Regions from separate parts of the Homo sapiens genome. Here all the other regions are linked to region 2. A link is a loop called in an ENCODE intact Hi-C map of the cell type or tissue named here. Cell type or tissue: PC-9. All regions are shown on one strand.

Region 1 (8,000 bases), 110 kb after region 2:
GGTAGGGACTTCATCATTTCTCTAGATCTAGGGACAGTTGGACTTGAGAGAGGGGTCTCATCTGAATTTCAGTCAGTCTACTTTCTTCTTCTGAAGCTTCCCCTTTAAAGAGGCTTTTGGTATTAAATGTTTGCTACTGTATCAATGGACTTTTAGGATCACAGAATCCAAAGGCAGTATGGAACAAGAGAGCTTAAAAATTAGAGTATGAGACCCTGCTGTGCCAGTCGTGTGGCTTAGAAGTCCTGACCTTGAGCGAATAACTGTCCCTCTATGAGGCTGTCTCTGCATCTGTTAAATGGGGATAAATAATACTTGCTTTACTTGCCTTTTAGGATTATTGAGGGCCAAATGAAATAATGTTTGGGAAGTGCTTTATAAGCTATAATCTGGTATTAAAGTAATGAATAATGGTTCGCTGTAGAGATTTGTATTGTTCTCTGGGAACACTAGTCTGTTACTGTAGGCTAATGATAGAGGATAGGGAAAGAAAGGCCTAGACTGAATTTTTTCAGGAGGTATTTGTCTCTCTCTACTGATACTAGTTTCACAGAAACCCTGCTTCTTCCTCCACTGGCTATTTTCAGCAGTTATTGGAGCTCTCAAAGTAATCCCCTTCACCAACTAGTGTGGAGTCTTTCTGCTGCCCACATATGCTCTCAGGATAGGCACTTCCATTTCCTAGAGAAGATGTTCCTTTAAAAATGTAGAAAATTTAGACCCTTAGACTCATTCTATTAAGAAAAAATAAGGCTAATTTTACTATTATCTGATAATTAAAATAATAAACATTAATTGTAAACAATTTGCAAGACATAGAAAAGAGAGAAGAAAAATAGTACCCATAATCCTGTCACCCAGTAGTAACATTTTGGAATACTTGCTGGTGTTTTGTTTTTATGCATATGTTTTATCTCATATGAATAACAAAAGAGTGATGTGGAAAAATTAAAGGCATACATGGTTTGATATGTGGTTGATACCTACCAAAGTATACAAAGCCCAGTAATCCTAAAAGGAATCTAATGGGGTAGGTAGTGGAGAGGGTGAGGCCTTTAGCCATAGCTCTTTCTACTTTTTAATTTAATTTTTCTTTTCTTCTTTACAATAAGGATGATTATTGCCTCAAATGATAAGAAGATTAACTGAATTACTGTTTTTAAAGCACAAATAATCTGGTACATACCATGTGCCCAGTAAATGTAAGTTTCAGTTCTACGGGTAAAAATTTAATAATTATTGCCAGGCACTGTTCTGATTGCTTTATACATATTAATTCATTCAAGCCTCACATCTACCCTTTGATGAAGGTGCTATTAGTATTCTTATTTTATAGGGGAAAAAACAGGCATAAGAGGTTAAGTGACCTGCTCAAACACCTTCCTAGGTGACAGAGCCAGAACAGGACCCCAGGCAGCTGGCTCCGGAATCCACATCGTCCATATACATTACACAGCCTGCTGCTTGTTGGAGTTGTCTTAAGATCTAGGCTCTGAGTGCTTGTAGCTAGGGGCACACCGCTTCCATGAAGATATCATCTGTTCACTATAAAGCCCTTGTGAGAGCCCTTGGTTTTCTTATGCACTTGTCCTGGGCTACTAGCTGTGTCAAAGGGCTCAGTGGGTAGAGGGACTGATGTCAGCAGTAAACTGAAGCAGATTAATATTTATTAGGCAGGTTAAAAGATTTGGCAGGTCATTTGGCTTTTTCTCCTATCCACCCTTTCCTCATCTTTCTGCAAGGTTGACATAGAGGTCATTGGCTAAGATCTGGAGATAATTAAGCTTACGGTTTCAGAAAGAGTCAGAAATATGCTGAATGTTACTGGGGTATATTGTACACCTGGATTTGTTTGGCAAGTTTCAGGGGGAAATCAAGTGAAAAAAAGCAGCAGCCAGAGCAGGAGGTGCAAATGGACAGAGGTTTGAGACATACAAAGTGCATCTCTGCAGAGCTGAAGGGTTATGTGTGGCCCTCCTGTAATAAAACAAGCTGTAGACCAGGGTAGGTAAGCAGAAAGACAGGAGGAGGCTTTAAGTACAAATGAATGGCATGCCTATGACTAAAACACTAGATAGGATACAGGCCTGAGGGCATGCAGAGGGAGCTTCCTAGATGGTAAATAATGACTTAAAAAGGAAAAAAGATGAGTAATGAGAGGACAGGACCCAGAAGGTTAAGACTTAAATGTGTAAGTTACAAAAGGTCAGTAACAGGAACAAGGGGGCCTTTTAAAGAAAGGGTAATTCATTGAGATGTCTGTGAAACGGCTGATCAATGGTCAGTTATCAGAAAATGAAGAGCACCTATGTTTGGCTAAGAACAGAAATCTGTGCCTGAGGGCATCACTTCTTAAAATCTTCTTCAGACACTGAAAAAGCTTCTAATCTAAGGCCTTTTCAGCCTCCTGGAGACTCAAGAGAAAAAGTGCTGAGAAACCTACAACTATGGCATTAGAGACCTGCAAACCCAGGAGAAGGGGGATGACAGGATAGAGATGCAATAGTAAGGCTAACTTCATGGATGAAGGACACAGAGTAGAAGGAAAACTTGAAAACCAAGAACGTGGCTTTAAATAAGACAAATTGCCACATGAATGAGTGTACACACCCAACATAAATCAAAAGGAATTTCTCCAAAGGATTCTGAGGACAAACTTAGCCCTGTATAAATGCATCCTGTCTACTTAATCACAAAAAGCATTCTGATTGCCTCCAAACATAAGGCAACAAAATTGCACTGAGCCATACCAGCTGTTTGTCGAAGGGGCTCTGCCACAGTCTCCCAACTCCCAACTTTTCTTGTCTGTCCCAAGAAAGCCTGCCGCTAATGAGATGGATCAAAAGTTAGGGCTAGATTCTATTTTCAAGAAGAAATCAACTCAGAGCCTGATCTAGAAAGTAACTAGAAGAAAAGAAGATCCCACATTTCCCAAAATAGATATTATGAACAGTTTAATGCCCTTATGGATTTAAGGACATAGAACTTTGTTTTGGATGCATTACAATTATTTCCTTTACAGGTTCCTATGATTCATTCAGCAAATATGCATTGTGTGCCTACCAGGAGACACTCACTGTGCTAGGCCTTGGGTGTGTAGAAGTTTCAAAAAACAAGGCTGAAGAAAAGCCAGAGGTGGACCCTGACCTGGCTGAGCTTATGTCTTAACAACGAAGCAGACAATGCACAAGTGAACAATTTCATGTGGTTATAAGTGCAGTAAAGGGAAAGATCAGGTGCCAGGAAAGAGTATTTGCATTAGATAAGGCAGTCTCCGAGGAGGTGATGTTCCAGCTGGGAGCAGAAACTAAGGAGTGGTCAGCCAAGAAATGAATTGGGAAGAATATTCCAGGCTTAGAGAACAGCATGTGCAAAAAGCAAAGAGCTTGGCAAGTTTGGGGAACCTAAGGAAGGCCAGTGAGGTCAGAATGCAGTAAGGGGAAAGGTTGAAGGAGGGGCAGGAGCCACGTCACCAGAGACCTTGCAGGCCAAGTAGGGGAACCTGGATTTTATCCAAAATGCATAGGGAAGCTACAGGATTTCATCAGGGAATGACATCATCCATTTACATTTTTTGAAAGGCTGCTGGGTAGACACTGGATTGGAGGGGACAGAAGTGGAAGGGGGAGGCCAGTGAGGAAGCATTCCCTCCTGGATGAAACATAACAAAAAAGGAGGAAATGGCTGATTCTAACAGACAAAACCAAGCACTTCCCTAAGGTTGTAACAGACCATGCCAAGGAGACACGATTCCTCCATCTCACCCTCCCCTTTAAGGATAAAATAGAAAAATGCAAACTCAATAGAAACCAGGAAGCAAAGGGACCTGGAGAGACCATGCCTAATGGCTCAGTTCCGTGTCTTTTACTCCAGTTTCCCCAGCCTTCCCTAATTTGTACAGTGTTCAAGAGAGCCCTAAGGAACTGAAAGATCTGGAACCCTTTCTTTTGTATTGGCTGAAACTCAGTTCAGAAAGCAGTTAATGGGTACTATTAAAATACCAAATAGGTTGGGCATGGTAACTCATGCCTGTAATCCCAACACTTTGGGAGGCCAAGGTGGGTGGATCACTTGAGCCCAGGAGTTTAAGACCAGCTCAGGCAATGTAGTGAGACTCCGTCTCTACAAACAACAACAACAACAACAACAACAACAAAACATTAAAAATCAGCCTGACATGGTGGTGCATGCCTGTGATCCCAGATACTTGGGAGGCTGAGGTGGGAGGATCACTTGAGCCTGGGAGGTCGAGGCTGCAGTGAGCCAAGATTGTGCCACTGCACTCCAGCCTGGGTGACAGAGCAAGACCCTGTCTCAAAAACGAAACAAAACAAAAAGCAAATAAGAAAGCAGTCAGTATATATTCTGGAGTTATGAATATTGGGTGGCAGGCAGAGCAAATATGAATGTCCTCATCATGGGAAGTAGAAGAAATATGTGGGTGGCTGGCCTGGCTTTCTTGTTTAACTATCTGGAAGAAGAAAGATCATACTACAGTATATTTTTTTAGCCTCTGCTAAACTTTCTCAGGTCAGCTTTGATTCCTAGCTCTTCACTCATAGTGGTAATATTGAGATATAGATACTGGAGAACAGCAAGAAACATAAACATAAAACAGCTCCAAGAAATGTCTTGTTAGTTTTGCCAACAAGTTAACTTGTGAGTTAAAAGGATATAGGAGGGAAGAAAGGCTGCAGATCTGTTGAACATTTAGCAGTACAGTCGACCCTTGAACAACACAGGGGGATTGGGGATGCTAACCCCCTAGAGTCAAAAATCCATTTACAACTCTTGACTACCCTAAAACCTAACTACCAATAGCCTACTGTTGACTGGAAGCCTTACAGTTGATTAACATATTTTGTATGTCATATGCATTACGTACTGTATTCTTTCAACAAAGTATGCTAGAGAAAAGAATGGTTTTTGTTTTGTTTTGTTTTGTTTTTTGTTTGTTTTTGAGACGGAGTCTCCGTCTGTTGCCAGGCTGGAGTGCAGAGCTCAGCTCACTGCAACCTCTACCTCCCGGGTTCAAGTGATTCTCCTACCTTAGCCTCCCGAGTGGCTGGGATTACAGGCATGTACCACCACGCCCAGCTAATTTTTGTATTTTTAGTAGAGATGGGGTTTCACCATGTTGACCAGGCTGGTCTCGATCGCTTGACCTCATGATCCACCCACCTCGGCCTCCGAAAGTGCTGGGATTACAGGCGTGAGCCACTGTGCCTGGCCGAAAAGAATGTTATTATGCTAAGAAAATCATAAGGAAGAGAAAATACGTTTACTATTCATTAATCAAAAGTGGATCATCACAAAGGTCTTCATTCTCATTGTCTTCATGTTGACTAGGCTGAGGAGGAGTAAGAGGATGGGTTGGTCTTGCTGTCTTGGGTGGCAGAGATGGACGAAGAGGTGGAAGGGAAGACAGGAGAGGTGGATACAGTTGTTTGAAAAAAATCTGCGTATAAGAGGACCCACGTAGTTCAAGCTTCTGTTGTTCAAGGGTCATCTGTACTTTATTCATTCAACAAATATTTATTGAGCAACTCTCTGTTCCAGGCACTAAGCTGAGCTGGTTTATCTTTGTTGACCTGTGGAAGAGAGGGACCAGCAAGCAGGCAACTAGCAGCCAGTGTGAATTGCACTTTGAGGTGTACATCTATAGCCAGTGTGCTGCACTGCTAGCACACAAGGGGCCACCTCACCCCGACTTCCACAGTTCCTCTGGGTAGCCAGCAGAGGAAATGATGTCGAAATTGAAACCTGAAGGATGAGTGTGGATAAGCCCGGAGAGGATCCTTTAGGGATCTAGAAGTAGCCCAATAGGCCTGGAGAGTGTATAGTTTATCCCAGTATGTTTCACTTGAACTGGATTCATTGATTTCCAGGCTTCTACAATGTATCGTTGGTTATCTTTAAGTGAGACATTGTACCTTTTAGTATCTTTTAAGTAAAAATGGGCTTATTTGGTAATATGTTTAGTTAATGGCTCTACCATCACCATTCCCTACCAAATCTGGGTTAGTAATTGTAACGCCTACAAAATCTGTGGCATAAATTGAACATTTTTGAAACCTGCCAAACTGAAAGGAAGGAGAGTGAGTGGTTGACAGTCCGAAGGGAATATGATTCCATGTGTGGTTTGAGCAAATTTACATAACTTCTCTGTATCTCAGGTTGTCAGTCTGTAAAATGGGACTTAAACCCTCATTCATTCTCTCCTTCATAAAAAAGTTGTGGGAATAATATCTGGCACATGGGAAAGCACACTTTTTTTTTTAAGAAAGACTTGGCAAATTTGCCTGAGTCGTGTATAACCATTGGCGCACCAGTGGGGCACCATTCCCCGATAAGATCAAAGCACATTGCAGACTTTGTCTATGGCAGTCTGTTTTGAGGCTAAGTAGCAACTTGAGGTGGGTAAGAAAATGTGCATTCTAGAGACAGCATGAGTTCAATGTACAGGTAAGGTATTCAATGTACAGGTAAGGCAGAAGGAAGGAAGGGCAAAGAAACAATTCCAGGGCCCTGGTTTCTGGGATGACAGGCTTCCCAACACTCATGCCAGGACTATTTTCCACCTCGGTTCACTATGGGTTTTTTTTCTTTTTTTTTAATATAATGAATTTTTAAAATGTGTGTTTGTTGCCCAGATTATTCCAGAAAGAGTTGAAGGGAGGAAAGGTGTGCTTGGTGTGCTGGTGATTCTAGCACTCTCTCCAGCCTGATTTCTAGTTTGTGTGGTGCATCCAGACAGCTCACCCAGGTGCCCAGGCTCTTTCTGGTATCCAGAGCCAACCCATCCAGGGCAGGAGGGTGAAGATTAGGAGGGGCAAAGGTTAGCCTGGAGGTTGCAATTAACAAGAATCAAAATGGGTTTCAGGATTCTCACACCCAGTTGCTAATTTCAGCTGGTCCTGTAGAGGTGACACGTAGTAGGACAACATGGTTTTGGGGGCAGTGCTGGGGTGCTGGTCTCTGCTTTTCTAGGGTAGAAAGGAATCATACATTGAAAATGCTTAAATCGATGGAATGATTTTATGTTCCTCATGCTTCCATCTCTTTCTGGTCTGCCTGCTCTTCCTGCCAGCCCTTCACTGTGACAGTCACCACTCCTAGACCTCTGTCTCTAGGCATCTCCCAGGAAGGAGAAGTGGAAAGGAAAGAGAAAAGAGCTCAGTCTCTGGTGCCCAAGACATTGTGCAAAAAAAAAAAAAAGATGGAGTCGAAAACTTTGGTTTACACAAAAAATTAGGAAGTTATTAAATACTACAAAGGTTTTATGAAAGCTCAGGCCTGGTCTTGATTGTTTTCCCCCAACAAACAAAGTTAGGGTCTAAAGGGGTCCTGAAAAGGAAAAGTCCCTCCCCTGGTTATACCAATGGGTGGTCTTGGAGTGTGCTGTTTACACTCATATAATCTTTACAGTCAGGTATTGGATGGCGAGGTATCTTTCAATCTACTTTCTAGTCACCGATTGTTCCTATGCGTGCATTATATAGATGACAGAACTGAGGTACAGAGAAGACAAAGTCACAGAGCTGCTCAGTGGGTAGAGCCAGGACTCAGACTCCAGAGTCATGCTCCTAAAACCATGGTACACTGCCTCATGGTTTCACTTTACCGTGGATGAGGAGCCTGAGACTCAGAATTTACTTGACCAATTTATTCAGTTCATTATTGACATAACCTCAACCAATTTTCAAACTTCAAGTCTAGCACTATATTGAATATATCCAAAGCCGAGAATCCTAAATTCGGTGAGAAAAGTAATGTACAGAAGGAGGTGGTGGTGCTTAGATATAACTAAGGTAAACATGAAAACTTGAGCTTAGAAATGGAAACTCCCTGTTGGCCTCCTGGCCATCTTCCCCATGCTGTAGAATAAAAAGAGATCCTTTCATTTGCCTTAGGATTTAGGAAAGAAAGCTCTTTCACTTCCGTTCTGTGTTCCAGGAAATAGAAGGCCAGATGGACGGGGCTTATTCTTAACAGCTGTT
Region 2 (8,000 bases):
TTAATTATAACTTATTTTTAAAGCTATCTTTAACTTTCTTATTTGGGATATGAAGGCAGCTTTTCTTTTTTAGGTTTGTTCGACATGGGTGAATCAATGAATTGCACTTCAACAGCAAAATTGGATTGTATTGATTGGTTGGCTCACTCTTCTCATCCTTTATGTTTCAGAGAAGGTCGGATTATAAATGCAAGCACCTACATTTAAGCAACAGTTGAGATGCTTAAGAACGTGCTTCTGTGTGATTCTGATTAATCCTTAACTATGCTCTGATTTCATTTTACTTGTAAATCAATTGACACATACTTCAGGGACCATCCTGTCTTTTCTCTGGGGTTGCTGTCACCGTATTTGTAACTTGAGGATTTAATAATTGAAGATTGATAAAAAAGACTGGTGGTTTGGGACTAGTGTTTTCACCCTGTCTGTTTTGTTGTGATAGGAAGGAAGGTAATTTTCCCTTGGATTTAAATTTTTTTCATTGAAAACATTCTGAAAATGGGTAAAGTTCTCTTTATAAATCTAAAGAGGTTCTGAGACTACTTTTCCCACCTCATTAATTTCAAGGATGTAAACACCTTCATGAAAGGAAGGTGTTTACCCATTCTCAATGATTCTGTTCAAGTGATAAACAGCAATAGGGCAAACAGGTCATTCAAAATCTGTGCTAATCATCCTCAAGTGTGTTTTTTCTTCCAATGATTACAGCCAGTTGGAGTTTTCCATTTTTTTCAGCAGTTAGCTAAAGTGTCTTTATAAAAACATTTTCCTATAATAAAATAACACATTAGTGACATTTAATATAAACATAAAAATTACTGCTTTGATGAATAAAAGCACCAGAAATGGCATTACCCATCAGATGAAATATGATCATCACACAAGTCTACAGCAATCACTTAAAAATATAGTGTATATGCAAGTGATTTTAAAATATGGATCCATAGGTAGGTAGACACAAAGTGAATTTATAAATGTTGAAGTTGTTAAAGAGAAATGAACATTGGAAAGCTAAATAGATATTGAACATTTTTATATTTCAAAAATCTACCTTCGGTTATGAATTACAACCTAGAGAATATATAAATCAAAGGTAATTTCCTGAGTTAAGTGTAAATCATTTTTTGTATGGAGAGGGATAAATACCCTCATCTTATTCCCTAATCTTAGCCCTAATCATTGTCTTCCATAAAAACCCCAGTATCCTAAAAAGGTACAGAAAGGAAGAGGAGAGAGCTGGTTGAAAAACTTCTTAACAATACTTAAAAGTAAACAAAGTCACAAACCCCACGTTTCATATTAAGAGTGTAGAAAGCCCTTGTTCAGGTCTGCAGAGTACCAGGGCACTCCAAATATGTAATTTAACACATTCATTAATAACTATGATAAATAGATATTTTATTCCAAGAACAATATCATTAGAGAGTTAGATTGGAGGGCAAGGGGATTAAGTATCTTAAGTTTATTGTTTCCCGAGTGACCATTTTTAAAAGCCTCCTTCCAGGAACTGTGGAATGCCTGCCAGGCTCCCTGACTGCTGTCTGGTGAGGGTCCCTACTGGTGCTGTGGACAGCACAATACACAATGGGGCACAAGAAAGCCACGCAGCCTCCCCCTCCTAGACACATGCTGTGCACCCCCTTGGCTCTGCTTGGAAGGTTCAGCTCTGCAAATGGAAGGTTGCAAACATCAGACACCTTCTTTCTGTTTCTGTCTCTCTCCCCTTCTTCTCCCCACAGTGTCCAGCCTTGGCCCCTGACTTTTCCTGGGGTTGGGGAGGCCTGTAGGTTCAGAAGCTGAGCAGCTGGGTGAAGACCTCCCTTAGCTCAATGTGCTCTGGCCATAGGGAGCAGACAAGCAAGCTGAGTTTGGGTAGCCCTAGACACATGGAAAAAGAAACAGCTTCCTCACCTCCACCCCTCCATAGATGACTTCATTAAAATGTCGCTGGTTAATAGGGAAAAGGTAGCACTCCTTGTTAGGCCAAACCCCTAAAAGGCATGTTTTTTAGAAAACAAAAAATAAACAAAAAAAAAATCCCCAGCAGTCTTAATGATCACATTTTGGTGACGGGTGGGAAGGTATACTTTCATACAAATGGATGATTTTGGAAGGCATGAACCTAAGCTGTCTCACACAATTTTGCTTCTTAGTTGGACTGACTGGTTTAAAAAATGAAGCCCAAATGATAGCCGCAGAGCGGTATGGGTGGCATATCATCTGATCCCATTGAGATAAAAGCTCTCAACAAACTTGTGTGAACCAAAACTGATAGAATGAGTGATGTTCCACAAGTGATCAAGAGACTCCTAGCTGGGTGCGGTGGCTGACGCCTGTAATCCCAGCACTTTGGGAGGCCAAGGTGGGCAGATCACCTGAGGTCGGGAGTTTGAGACCAGCCTGACCAACATGGAGAAACCCTGTCTCTACTAAAAATACAAAATTAGCCAGGCTTGGTGGCGCATGCCTGTAATCCCAGCTAATCGGGAGGCTGAGGCAGGAGAATCGCTTGAACCCAGAAGGCGGAGGTTGCAGTGAGCTGAGATTGTGCTATTGCACTCCAGCCTGGGTGATAAGAGTGAAACTCTGTCTCATAAAAAAAAAAAAAAGAAAAAAGACTCCTGGCATCAGTCACTGAAGGAGGACTTTGCTTCTGCACTGGAAGCCTGGCTTTAAAGCAAAAACTCTGGTGTTGGAATGTAAATGAGCCCCACCCTGGGAAGCTATGGCTGCTCAGAAACACTTGGTTTTTTCCAAGTACCAAAGCTCCCTAGTAAGCAGTAGAGCTACCAGTAGACTCTGCCCACTAAAACATGTGTTCCACATTGCCCATCAGCCCTCCAGGGGCGGGGGTCCCAGCAATCAGCCTCTGAAGGGAATCTCCAAGTTCTTCCCTTATCTTTACTCTCACAGCAGTGGAGGCACAGTCTCAGTGACCTGATACTTATGCATTTATTTCTCAGTTGTTTATTAATCGTGGATCATTAGTTCTTCCATCTGAGGTAGGTCATATATCATTATCCTAGTGTGGAAGAGAGAGAGAAAAAGAATGAAATGGAAGAATTTGTCCAACACTACCAAGAAGTTAGTGAGAAATTAGAACCTCAAATACCATGCGGTTCTCCTTCCCTTTTTGTCTTTCTGTCAAAACGGAAATCAGGGATCCTTAAACCTTTCCCTGAGCAGTTCTCTCTGGGCACTAAAATGCTTCAGGCCAAAAATATGCTGGTTCTCTTAACTGGATCACTCTGTGACTGAAAGAGAGAGCATTAAAACAATGAAATGAATTGGGTGTGTGCTCACCTGAACAACTCAAAACCCCAGCGGGTTGCTGGTAAAGTTTTCCTGAAGCCTAAATTGAGGACAGCACCCTCTCTCCTCTGGCTTTTTCCTAGAAAGACCTGATCATTTAGTTTATAACAAATTTCAACCCTGGCCCCTTGACCAGGGAGGCCAGTTGCGGGTGAGCCGTCTGAAGGTGGCTGGCCTGCATTGCCTCCGAAGGTATTTCAGGAATGTTAATGGTATGCCTGAGTGGAGGCCGCAGAGCTCCGAGCTCAGGCCTGAGAACTGTTCTTGTGGCCATCTGTTGTGGCCCAGGAAGTCTCATAGCAACAGCTTCTCAAGAATGGTGCTTTTTTTTTTTTTTTTAATTAAAATTAACTCACACAAAACCAAAAAACTGCTCCACTGCTCAAGAAGAATCAGGACAGCATTCAGATTTTTTCTACACAGTGATGAGTTTTTAAGGAAGAAAAGCCCCCGCATCCTACATTCCTGTTCTTTAAATGAGCAATTTGTACTTGGTGTTGAGGTCTTAATTTTTTTTTTTTCTCCCCCGGGGTAGAAGTCTTTCTTTGGAAAAGAATGGAGGTGAAAACAAGTTTCCAAGGCTGTGGAGAAAATAGTCAGCAAAAATATGGTTAGGAAAAAAGTGGTCAGTTTTTTTGAGATTTTCTTGGTATTTGTTGTTCTTAGCGATCCTGTCGGCAGCTGCATTTTTCCCCCTCTGTAATAATGTGAGCTTTATATGCCTGGCTATTTAGTTAGTGAAATGAACTTCAGACAAAGACACTAATTTTACCATGATGATGTATGCCCTCCGGTATGAATATCGAATCTGTGCAACAGCTGACCTCAGAAAAATAGGTAGGGAAAGTAATAATTATAGTTTCATATTTTTTCATTGATGAGACATTAAGTTAGTCATTTACAAAAACTGAGGTTTTTCCTCAGGATAGAAGATACTGTAAAATGATAAATACATGAAGCCTGGGCAGGCATGCCAGACAGAGACAAAAGAATTCTATTCTGTTCCGCATTGTACCCCTTACCAGGCTATTTCAGGAAGGCACACGGCCTGTCAGAGCACAGTGCCTCATCTGCAAATCTGATTCCTGCATTGTTAAGGAGGTTAAATATAATCACCTAAAAGGAACTTGGGAAAAGATCCTTGAATCTGAATGGCGTCTATAAAGAAGTATTATACACTGTCATTCTTGCTGTGGCACAACCCTGGGAAAACATTTTCATGAGAACTTTTAGATCTCCTTCACTTTTTAGTTTGGCACACTTCCCTCAAGTTTTGTGACATGAAATTTCCCAGAAGAGTCGCAAAATATTCCAAGTGATTTCTGACTATTATTACATAATTCCTGAATATGCAACACACTTGGAATACTTCTTTATATTCTTGATTGGTAGTGTGTATTGCTACTTATATATTATTCAGATGTAATACATTGCCCTTAGTAATGGCGCCAACCTCTATTTACGTGTTATTTAGATCTATTACATTGCCCTTAGTAATGGCGCCAACCTACCCGGAAAGGGATATGTACTTCAAGTTTTGTTTCTGAAACACAGGTTCCTAATGACGTTTTTCTTTCTATAAAGTCCTGACTCATACCCTCTTTGTGCATATTGCCTCCCATATAAAATATAACCACCACATATTTAGGAAGTGCCTACCATGTATCAGCTGGGTTTCTAGGTACCGAGTTTGGAGCTGTGAATAAAAGTAGACAAAAATTCTGGCACACAGTCTAGTCAAGTGACACAGGTAACAAGTCAGATAACACAAAAATAAGTCAATTGTATTATAGGCTAGAAAATGATAACTGCTATGGAAAATACATAAAGCAGAGAAGTACATCATATAATGGCAGAGAGCGTATTGCAATTTTTTAGGGGGTGGTGGAAGGACCTGCTAAGAAGATGATATTTAAAAGAAAACTTGAAAGAGGGGAAAAAATGAGCCTTGAAGGTTACCTAGGGAGCATTGCTGACAGAGAGAAGAGCATATGCAAAGGCCCTGGGGCAAACGTGTTTGGGAAAGAGCTGGGAGGCCAGTGTGGGTGGAGCAGAATGTGGCGGGGCAGAGAGACAGTGGGTCACTGGGAGGCAGTTAGCTTTTACTCTGAAAAAATCCTAGGAGAACTTGCTTCACAGAGCAGTTGTGAGCATTAAATGAAATAATTTGTGTAAAGCCTTCTATAGAGTGCCTAGCACACAGAAAATCTTCGGTACTTGTTAGCTGTCATCCATTTGCTTATTATTACCACTACATAGTCTAGGATTTAAGGATGGAATGATGTGAGCACACAGCACAGAGCTTTGTTCTGATCAAAGTTAATTGTTTCTTATGAGAATTAAACTCCCAACCTTGGCCTCTTAAACATTAAATTCTATCAGCTAAGAAGGTTCCAAGTCTATATCGTCACACGTACAGAGAAAAAAAGCTTGCTTTTAAGAAATTGGCCCTGACTAAGCTAAATCGTTGTTTCCATTTTGAAAGTACCAAGTCCATGCTCTCTAGGGACAGGTGTATTTTGAGACATTTGCTTCCAATTTCAGCTACAAAAGTCTTATTGAATTCCACTGAATTCGCATGATCTCACAACGTACTCATGTTTGAGTTCTGATATCAATTCCCTTTTCTAGGCAGCAGGATTCGAGGTAGGGAGGAGCATATTGCAGATATAATGAAAATAAGGAGTCAATGTGCTTTTCTTCTCCCCACAGTCCAGAAGCAAGATTACCTTTTGAGGCACTTCAGTGACCCTTTCTTAAAATGATCTTCCTGGACACCCCTTTGAATGTCTAGATTATGCTGATCTCCTTTGAACCTGAGGGACTTGGGTCATAACTTATGTCGAGTGATGACTAGCTCAGGAAATTAGAACAAGACAGGGAATCCTTTTCTCCAAGCATATGAAGACCATCATTTAGAGTCAGGGATATTCTTGCTCTAGAACCACCATAAGTGATTTGGGAGCAACAAAAGGAATTATTGATGATAACTAGAGATGCTGAATGAATGAAAAGATCTGTCTAAAAATGTGCACCTTCATCACTGGAAATGCTTCAGGAGAGGCTGATTAATCAATCAATAGTCAGAGGGGTTTGAGTTTATCCACACGACATACTAAAAGAAGCCCTTTGGGGTTAAGAAATAACCCCTAGAGGATTTGGCATCCTACCAGAGATCATGTAATTAATGACCCAGAAAGGTACCATGTTTTTACCTCTTCAACCCAAAGACAGTAAAGAACACAGATGATATAATTTAATATAAATCTGAAAGAATGATAAAACCACCCACGATGACTGGCCCTGTTATTTATTTAGTTGGTCAAGTTCTAATATTTTGGCTTCACAAGTTCCACTATTTTTGATGACATGTGTTGTATATTTTTAGTTGTAAATCAGTAATCTTTATGGCATTCCTCTAATTAGTAAGCAAAGTAAACTCTTTTTAAAAATTTGGGTGAGAACTTGACTTCTAAGATCCCTTCCAAATTTGTGCTTCTGCTTCATCCTTCCAAGATCTGCTTATTAAAAACCAAATTCTTCAGGAAAAGTCACCTTAGTTTAGGAATTCTGAGAGCCAGAAGCAACTGATTGTAGAAGCCCTATTTCACTTAGGGGCAGTGGCTAGTGGAGTCATTTTCTTGCAGTGTCACCATGGTCCTGGTGCCCGGAACCCCAGTTCCCAACACCGATGATGCTGTGTTCCTGTTTGCAGTTTCCAATATTGTCACATCGCTACTGCTGGCTGCCAGGTTGCTCGGTTATGATCAGTGGGCAGAGTGGACTGGAGCTGTTTTTTCTTTTGGAAAAACATTTCTGCAGTACTTATTACATTCTCAGTGATTTGCAAAAATGCTCTCTCTCTTAACCCAATGACAGAGCTACAGTTTTTGTTCCCATTTAACAGGTTAAACAATTGAGATACAGGGAACTAATCCAAAGTCTCACAGTGACAGGGACTTGAACCCAGGTCATCTGTCAACAGAGTCTGTGCTCTTAGCTGCTACATTGGATTTCTCATCCACAAAATGTCTAATCCTATGTGCTCTTTTTATTTGTTGTAGCTCTCCTGTTGATTCAGAGGGAAAACTGATATGGCATATTATTACACTTTATTGCCCTCTGTGAGGGCAGAGAACATAACCTATTGATACCAGTGCCTAGTGTAGCGCCTGGTGCATGCAGATACTCAAATATTTGTTGACTGAGTGAGGGAGTGAGGGTGTGACATGAATAAACAATAGTAAGGCCATAGAAATGCCATCCTAGTCTCAAGAGTCACAGAGATGTATGTAATCGCAGGATGTCACTTACATAAAAACTTTAACTTTGAAAAGTTAAAAAACATAAAATTAGAGGTGAGGACATCATGGGACAATTACAGTGTTTGAACCAGTGTCAACAATTTCATCCCTTGTTAGGCACTCATTCATAGTTTAATTAATAAATCACATTGCATTGGAAGTGTAGCTCCAAAGGACCCTGATGTCAGACTAACACCTGCTATGTGACAATTGGGGAGGGAACAGGGAACCATTGGAACGCCATGAATTCCACTAAATCAGTGCAAATCTGGATTTGGTGCATTTAACAAATGGACATTGAGACTCACAGATTTGTTATGGAGTAGAGAAAGGAAGCCTGAATCTTGACAATGCCAGTATCTAAGGGAACATTTGGGTGTATTG
Region 3 (8,000 bases), 74 kb after region 2:
AGGCTGGAGTGCAATGGCGCGATCTCGGCTCACACAAGCTCCACCTCCTGGGTTCACGCCATTCTCCTGCCTCAGCCTACCAAGTAGCTGGGAATACAAGCGCCCGCCACCACGCCTGGCTAATTTTTTTGTATTTTTAGTAGAGACGGGGTTTCACCACGTTAGCCAGGATGGTCTCGATCTCCTGACCTCATGATCCGCCCACCTCGGCCTCCCAAAGCGCTGGGTGGGATTACAGGCGTGAGACACTGCGCCTGGCAAATATAGTCCATTTTTATCACCAGATAAAGTTTCTTTGTGCCCCTTTCCAGTCCGCTCTGCACCTCCAGGCACCTACTGTTCTGATTTATTTCACCATAGATTAGTTTTTTCTATCCTAGAAATTCGTTAAATGAAATAACACAGTATATAATCTTTTTTGTTGATATTTGTCACTCAATGTAAGGTTTCTGAACTTTATCTGTGTTGTTGCTTGTATTAATAGTTCATTGTTTATCCATTCTCCTACTGATGGACATTTGGATTGTGTCTAGTTTGGGGCTATTATGAATAAAGCTGCTACAGATATTACTGTACAAGTATTTTTGTAGACATGTGTTTTCATTTTTCTTGGGTAAATACCTAAGAGTAAAATGCTACCTCATAAGGTGGATGTGTGTTCGATTTTCCATACCCTTTTCCAAAGTGTGGTACCATTTTGTTCCATAACCTTCCCAACATGTGGTACTGGCAGTTGTGTTAGTTTTCTATTGCTGCATAAGAAACTATTACAAATGAAGTGTCTTGAAGCAGCACTTATTTATTAGCTCACAATACTCTAGGTCACGGCTGTGCATGGCATCATTGGGTTCTCTACCTAAGACCTCACAAAGCTGAAATCAAGGTGTAGACTGAGCTGGGCTCTTATCTGGAGGCTCTAGGGGATTCTACTTCGAAGTTCCTTCTTGTTGTTGGTTGAATTCAGCTCCTTCTTGTTGTTGTTTGAATTCAGTTTCTTGTGGTTGTAGGATGAAGTCCCCATTTCCTTAATGGCTCTCACCCAGAGCTGCTCTCTCTGCTCCCAGAGGCAGCCTGCATTTCTTCTCACATGGAACCCCACACACCCATCTTCAAGCCTGCAAGACGCATTGAATCCCCCTCGTGCTTTGAATCTCTCTGCCTTCCTCTTCTACTGCCAGGCAGAGAATAAAAACTCTGCTTTTTAAAAGACTCACCTGCCTGGGCCAAACCTACCTGGATAATCTCCTGTATCTTAAGATTCATTGACTTGGGACTTCAATTGCATCTGCAATTTCCCTTCACAATCGATGTTTGAATAACTAGGGGACAGGAATCTTGGGACATCTTCAGAATTCTGCCTACCATAGCAGTCCATGATGAAGTCCTAAAATCAGGATCACTTTTCATTATCCAGTTGCTTAAGAATCCACGTATACTTTCCTTCTAAAGAAGCATGCCTACTGTAGGTTCAATAATTGCAATCCTGTGGTTCGAGCTACTTGAGAGGCTGAGGCAGGAAGATTGCTTGAGCCTAGGAGTTCGAGGCTGCAGTAGGCTGTGATTGCGACAGTGTGCTCCAGCCTGGGCAACAAAGCAAGACCCTATCTGAGGGAGAGGGAGAGAGAGAGGTAGAGGGAGAGGGAGAGGAAGGGAGAGGGAGAGGGAGGGAGAGAGGGAGAGAGGGAGAGAGAGAGATTCACAGAGTTGGTTACTGAGAGCCATGTCTCTAGATTCCTAGCCTAGAACATTGTCTACTACACTCTAATCACTTCTTGCTTCTAGACAGAGTCTGATCCTATAAGGGGACTTTGCGGTTTGGTAATTTAAATCACCATAAAAGTCTCTGGAAATCTAGAAAACATTTATTGAAAATCATGCATAGATAGTTCCAAATCAAAATTTTTAAACTGGCTAAATCTATTCCAAGAAAAGTTATACTTTGTCAGCTTGAAACCAACTGGGTAGGGAAGGAGCCATTGGGTCTGGCATGTTCATGCCTAGGTGTTAAGATCTTAGGATTTCTCGGTTGTGTGTTTGAAATCTCACTCAACCCGGGGACCCTGCATATCTCCCTAATAGAGAATAAGTAATCATAGGCCTGGCATTCAAGATACTCTCATAAGCCTTTTATTTTTCAAGATAGATTCCAGAGAAGTTGGTTGTGAAGCTACACAACTTGCTAAGTCAAGGCTAGAATCCAGGTCTCCCTGTTGCTATACACCAGAGGTAATAACCAGCAGCAAAGAAGCCCAATCTCTCGTGAAGCTGTGCTTTGTTTGGCCCATAGATTGTTGTTGTTCTTGTTGATTTAGAGATGGAGCCTCACTATGTTGCTCAGGCTGAACTCCTGGGCTAAAGTGATCCTCCTCCCTCAGCCTCCTGGGTAGCTGGGATTATAGGTGCACACTGCTGCGCACAGCTTTGGTTTTTAATTGGATTAATTTCCAATATTTAAAACTTGGAAAACTTTACATAAACATCCAGATGTCCAGGATTTTTCTGAAAAGTTGGGAACTCAGGTAACAGTGGACCCACTTTCTGCAGTGTAACAGTTGGGTTAGAGTGGTCCTTTAAACAGGACATGAGGCCTTCAGTGGCCATAGTTCCAACTGGTTCACTTTCCCCATTTACCCTCTTGGTCTCTGTAGGAACTTGAGTCATGACACCTGCCTCACCCCAAGCTGCAGTTCTGAGATACCTTGTCTGACTATTCAAACAATTTCTTATCTGGCCTATATATACCAAGTATGTTTGGCTCTCATTTCCTGGCAGTTGAAAATAATAAACCAGATTTTCAAAGTGGGTGAACTACTTGCTGGCTGTAAGTCTGGCGTCATTGAAAGAATACTTTCTCTGTAGGCCCATAGTCATTTACCACATGGGATCCTCCTGGCTGTCAGCATTCATGTAATTTCAAAAAGTATCCCTTTCCTTATGTGCTAGCTTACTCCTCAGAAAGTTCTGACTTTCAGTGAATAAAACATCTGATATTTGTGAAGTCAAAGAGTTTGCCTAGAAAAGCCACTTTCTCATCTAAAGAGCTTACTGAACCTAACTTCTTTGGAGAACATCTGTGTAGCCATATGAAATTAATGCAGGCAGTTGTTAATTGATCATTCTTCTTGAGTTTATGCAGCCAGAATCTTTCATTGATTAATAGTTGTGATTCTCAATCTTAGCTGCACATGACAATGATCTTGACAGCTTTTAAAAATAATGATGCCTGTGCTACAATTAAAATAGTCGTGATGATGATGATGCCTGCCATTCATCCCCAGAAATTCTGATTCAGTTGGTTTGAGGTTGGTCCTGGGCCTCTGGGTCTTTATGCTTTTGTTACTGTTGTATCGTTTTATTGTGGCAAACAGACACACACATACTCACATACATTAAATTTGTCATCTTAACCAGTTTTAAGTGTATAGGTCAATAATGTTAAGTGTATAGTTCAATAAGTTTAAGTATATCAAAGTTATTGTGCAATGGAGCTTGATAACTTTTTTATCCTGCAAAACTGAAACTCTATACACACTAAAAACTCCATTTCCCTCTTCCACAGCCTCTGGTTGCGCCTTGGTTTTAAAGGCTTCCAGGTGGTCGAGCACGGTGGCTTTTGCCTGTAATCCTAGCACTTTGGTAGGCCGAGGTGGGCAGATCACTTGAGCCCAGGAGTTTGAGACCAGCCTGGGCAACACAGTGAGACCACGTCTCAAAAATATATATATTAACAAAATAAAGGCTTCCAGGTGATTCAGATGTGCCTCCAACCTTGACTTGGAGGGAAGGATTCCCACCTCAAAGGGGTTCTAAGGATTTTACAGTTCTTACCAGGGTTTCCACAGCTGCCAATACCATCTACAAATAGGTAGGATGGGTTTTTTGTGTACACAGTAGTACTAGGACTTCTGATGAACTTGAGTACAGTTAGCCTCTGCTTCAGGCCTCCAACTGTGGAACCACCTCCACTTGGCTGCAGCTTTACCTATGAAGTACTCATTCATGCCATGTGGCCTGGCTGGGATCCATGGGGTTTTTTTAATCTCCTATCTCTCTGCCATTTATAGCTTGTGTTTGATTTCTTGACCCACCCTTAATACCAGTTGAGGGTGGGGCACCTGGGAAGGTGTACCAGGAAGCTGTGGCATTCCAAGAGTTCTTTGGACTTGGACTGTCAGAAGAACCAGTCATCTGGAAGAGAGCCCAGATCCATATGGACTTCCTGCACCAGCAGTGGTGAAATTCAAGGCTTTGCCTGGAGTCCTGGACTGTTCTATGGATTTGGCTGCTTTTTGTCACATCTACAATAATTAAAATGGTGTTTTGTGATGTTTGTGGCTGTTTAAGCTTACCTATTTTATTAACTTGATTCCTGGCACTTTCATCTGTCTCTCATGATCCCAATAGAATAGAAACATTGCCCTGTTCTGGTATTTTCCATGAGCTACCTGTTGTGTTCATCTGTGGAAAACAGTTGTTTTGAGAAACAGATTCAAGTTGATGGAGCTAGGACCTGGCTTGCATCCTTTTTTTGTAGCATAAAATTCAAAACCTCTCTCTCCTGTTTACTGGTATATGTCTAATCTTTCTCTCTGCCATCAGGCGTGACATCCTGACCCCACGCCATACCTTCATTCCCTGATAAGCGCTGCCCTGGTAAGTTCCACTGCATCAGTGCTGACCTACCTGACCTGGCATACTACAGAAATCTTTAAGTGCATTAGGACGTTCCAGCTGAACACTTTTATCACAAAAGCAAACAAGACTGGGTCACCCTTAGGACCCCTATGGATTACTGGGAAAAAAAGAAAATTTTATGAGGAAAATCTGGGGTTAAAGTGTTGTTGACTTACGGTGGTACCTCTAAAATCCTTTAAAAAAGAGTAATTTTCTGCATTGTCGGTCTAGGGTTTAAGAAAAGTCCAGTGATACCCCAGTGTCAAAGCTGCAGAAAGTTCTGGCCTCACTCATTGCAGCTGGAGCTTTGCAGTTTTAATCTTGGACTTGTTCATGTGATTACTTCTATTCAGATACATCAGTGGATTACAGCCTGCCTGGTGTAATCACGGCTCACTGCAGCCTCTACCTCCAGGTCTCAAATGATCCTCCCACCTCAGTCCCCTGAGTAGGTGGGACTGCAGGCATACACCATTATGCCCAACCAATTTTTAAATTATTTTTTGTAGAAACAAAGTCTCACTCTGTTGCCTTAGCTAATCTAATCTTGAACTGGTGGGCTCAAATGATCCTCCCTCCTCAGCCTCTCAAAGTGCTGGGATTACAGGCATAAGCGATCATGCCCGGCCTGTTATGTAGTCTTTATAACATTTTTTTAAAAAGAGGAAATGCTAAGCAAATAGATGTTATTAAAATTGTAGTGCAAACCAAAACGAGAATGTGGGAAGATGTTATAAGATGTATGATAAAGATCTTTCAATTCTTATATCTTAATTTCTTAAAAGGAAATACAGAGCAAGCAGGGACTCAGAGCTATCTGCATACCCATGTTCATAGCAGCATCATTGATGATAGACAAAGGGTAGAGGCAACCCAAGTGTCCATGGAGGGAAGAATAAATAAACAAACTGTGGTATAAACATTTAATGGCCTATCATTCTGCCTTAAAAAGGAATGAAATCCTGTTACAGAATATGACATAGGTGAACTTTGGGAATGTTATGCTAAGTGAAAGAAGCCAGTCACAGAAGGAAAAATACAGTGTAATTCCACTTATACAAGTTACCTAGAATAGTCAAATTCATAGAAACAGAAAGTAGAATGGTGGTTGGCAGGGGCTGGGGAATGGGAGGATTGGACAATTATTGTTCAGTGTGTACAAAGTTTCAGTTTTACAACTTCGTAAAACTGAAGAGTAAAAGAGTTCTGAGTACAAGAGTAAAAGAGTTCTGAGTACAAGAGTAAAAGAGTTCTGTAGATGAATGCTGGTGATGGTTGCACAACAGCATGAATATACTTAATGCCCCTGGACTGTACACTTACATGTGGTTAAGATGGTTCACTTTACATTATGTAGGCTGTTTTTTCTTTTGTTTTGTTTCGTTTTTTTTAGACAGGTTCTCGCTCTGTCACCCATGCTGGATGCAGTGATGTGATCACGGCTTACTGCAGCCTCAATCTCCAGGGCTCAGGCGATCCTCCCACCTCAGCCCTGAGTAGCTGGGACTACAGGCATGTGCCATCATACCCAGATAATTTTTAAATTATTTTTTGTAGAAACAAGGTCTCACTCTGTTGCTGGTCTTCAACTCATGGGCTCAAGCAATCCTTCCTCCTCAGCCTCCCAAAGTACTGGGATTACAGGCATGAGCCATCATGCCCAGCCTGTTATGTATTCTTTACAACAATTTGTTTAAAGGGGAAATGCTAAGCAAATAGAAGATGTTATTAAAATTGTTGCTTGGGCGCGGTGGCTCACGCCTGTAATCCCAGCACTTTGGGAGGCTGAGGCGGGCGGATCATGAGGTCAGGAGATCGAGACCTTCCTGGCCAACACGCTGAAACCCCGCCTCTACTAAAATACAAAAAAATTAGCTGGGCGTGGTGGCGCCCGCCTGTAGTCCTAGCTACTCGGGAGGCTGAAGCAGGGGAATCACTTGAACCCGGGAGGCGGAGGTTGCAGTGAGCCAAGGTGCGCCACTGCACTCCAGCCTGGGCGACAGAAGGAGACTCCCTCTCAAAAAAAAAAAAAAAAAAAAAAAAAAGTTGTTCTGCAGGTGCACGCAGGGTGCGGGGAGGGAGCACATAATGTCACGCCCCCTCTCCCTTGTCCACCGCTGCAGCCTCCTCCTGCAGCTCCTGGTGCTGCTTGTGTGCTCCTTCGGTGAGGACCTGGTACCTCTTCTGTGAAGCGGCAGCTGAGGAGACTCCGGCGCTCCCCATGGCCGGCGAAAAGCCCAAGGAAGGAGTCAAGACTGAGAACAACGATCATATTAGTTTGAAGGTGGCGGGGCAGGATAGTTCTGTGGTGCAGTTTGATTAAAAGGCATATGTCGGGCGCGGTGGCTCACACCTGTAATTCTAGCACTTTGGGAGGCTGAGGCAGGCAGATCACCTGAGGTCAGGAGTTCGAGACCAGACTGGCCAAAATGGTGAAACCCCGTCTCTACTAAAAATACAACAACAACAACAAAAATTAGCCGGACGTAGTGGCACATGCCTGTAATCCTAGCTACTCAGGAGGCTGAGGTGGGAGAATTGCTTGAACCAAGGAGGCAGAGGTTGCAGTGGGCTGAGATTGTGCCATTGCACTCCAGCTGGGGCGACAACAGCAAAACTCCGCCTCAAAACAAACAAACAAACAAACAAACAAATGAAAAAAACTAAGAGGCATACATCACTTAGTAAACTAATGAAAGCGTATTGTGAATGATAGGGATTGTCAATGAGGCAGATCAGATTCCGATTTGACAGGCAACAAATCAATGAAACAGACACACCTGCACAGTTTGAAATAGAGGATGAAGATACAATTGATGTGTTCCAACAGCAGAGGGGAGGTGTCTACTGAGAAGGGAAGCTGCTTCGTTACTCCAGGACTGTTTTCTTTTCAGACCAACATGACATTCTCAGTTAGAAAACTGCAATTTGGTTCTACCACATTCTGACTACTACAGTATAGTTTTCTCTATTATTTAATTTCCCCCTTCCCCATTCCTTTATTGCACATAAAGTAACTGGCATATGTGCACAAGCATATTGCATTTTTTAACTAAACAGCCAATGGTATGTTTTGATTGACATCACATGGAGACGGGATAGGGAAAAATACTGATTGTGTGAAAATGCCCCCTTTCTCCTTTAGTGGCATGCTCACTCAGCTCTTATCTTTCTATTCTAGTAAGTTATTTTGCTTTTACTGTTTTAACAAAACAACAACATAAAAATCCTTGTATACCTTGTTCAATTGGAGAATTTTAATGTTTTTCATTTATCCTTGTTAAACCAAGGACGGTTTTATAACTCTTTTGTATGTAGCTGTTACG

The links. Peaks named below come from ENCODE experiments on the same cell type or tissue, not always from the same donor. Only the 100,000 strongest peaks of a DNase experiment are listed, where the experiment ranks them.
Region 1: a loop joins it to region 2, with 11 times the contacts of the local background. A loop is called at or near these places in 2 of 110 quality-filtered maps.
Region 3: it touches region 2 in a loop (6-fold over the local background); 3 of 110 quality-filtered maps call a loop at or near these places.

Annotation. Positions count from the first base shown.
Region 1 is chr4:76,701,181-76,709,180 of GRCh38, forward strand. The region is part of intron 2 of SHROOM3 (shroom family member 3); the gene reads left to right. Among named protein-coding and RNA genes, the nearest start is that of SHROOM3-AS1, 97 kb to the right of the region's middle. In PC-9, no CTCF peak of the experiment used is centred here; DNase peaks (open chromatin) are centred at 2,091, 2,591, 3,071 and 3,581; H3K4me3 peaks cover 1,819 bases; H3K27ac peaks cover 5,914 bases.
Region 2 is chr4:76,586,875-76,594,874 of GRCh38, forward strand. The region is part of intron 2 of SHROOM3 (shroom family member 3); the gene reads left to right. Among named protein-coding and RNA genes, the nearest start is that of MIR548AH, 15 kb to the left of the region's middle. In PC-9, no CTCF peak of the experiment used is centred here; DNase peaks (open chromatin) are centred at 2,687, 3,527 and 7,497; H3K4me3 peaks cover 1,553 bases; H3K27ac peaks cover 1,704 bases.
Region 3 is chr4:76,661,274-76,669,273 of GRCh38, forward strand. The region is part of intron 2 of SHROOM3 (shroom family member 3); the gene reads left to right. It also overlaps the pseudogene SUMO2P11. Among named protein-coding and RNA genes, the nearest start is that of MIR548AH, 90 kb to the left of the region's middle. RefSeq lists an enhancer at 3,483-4,682. In PC-9, no CTCF peak of the experiment used is centred here; a DNase peak (open chromatin) is centred at 4,088; H3K27ac peaks cover 3,144 bases.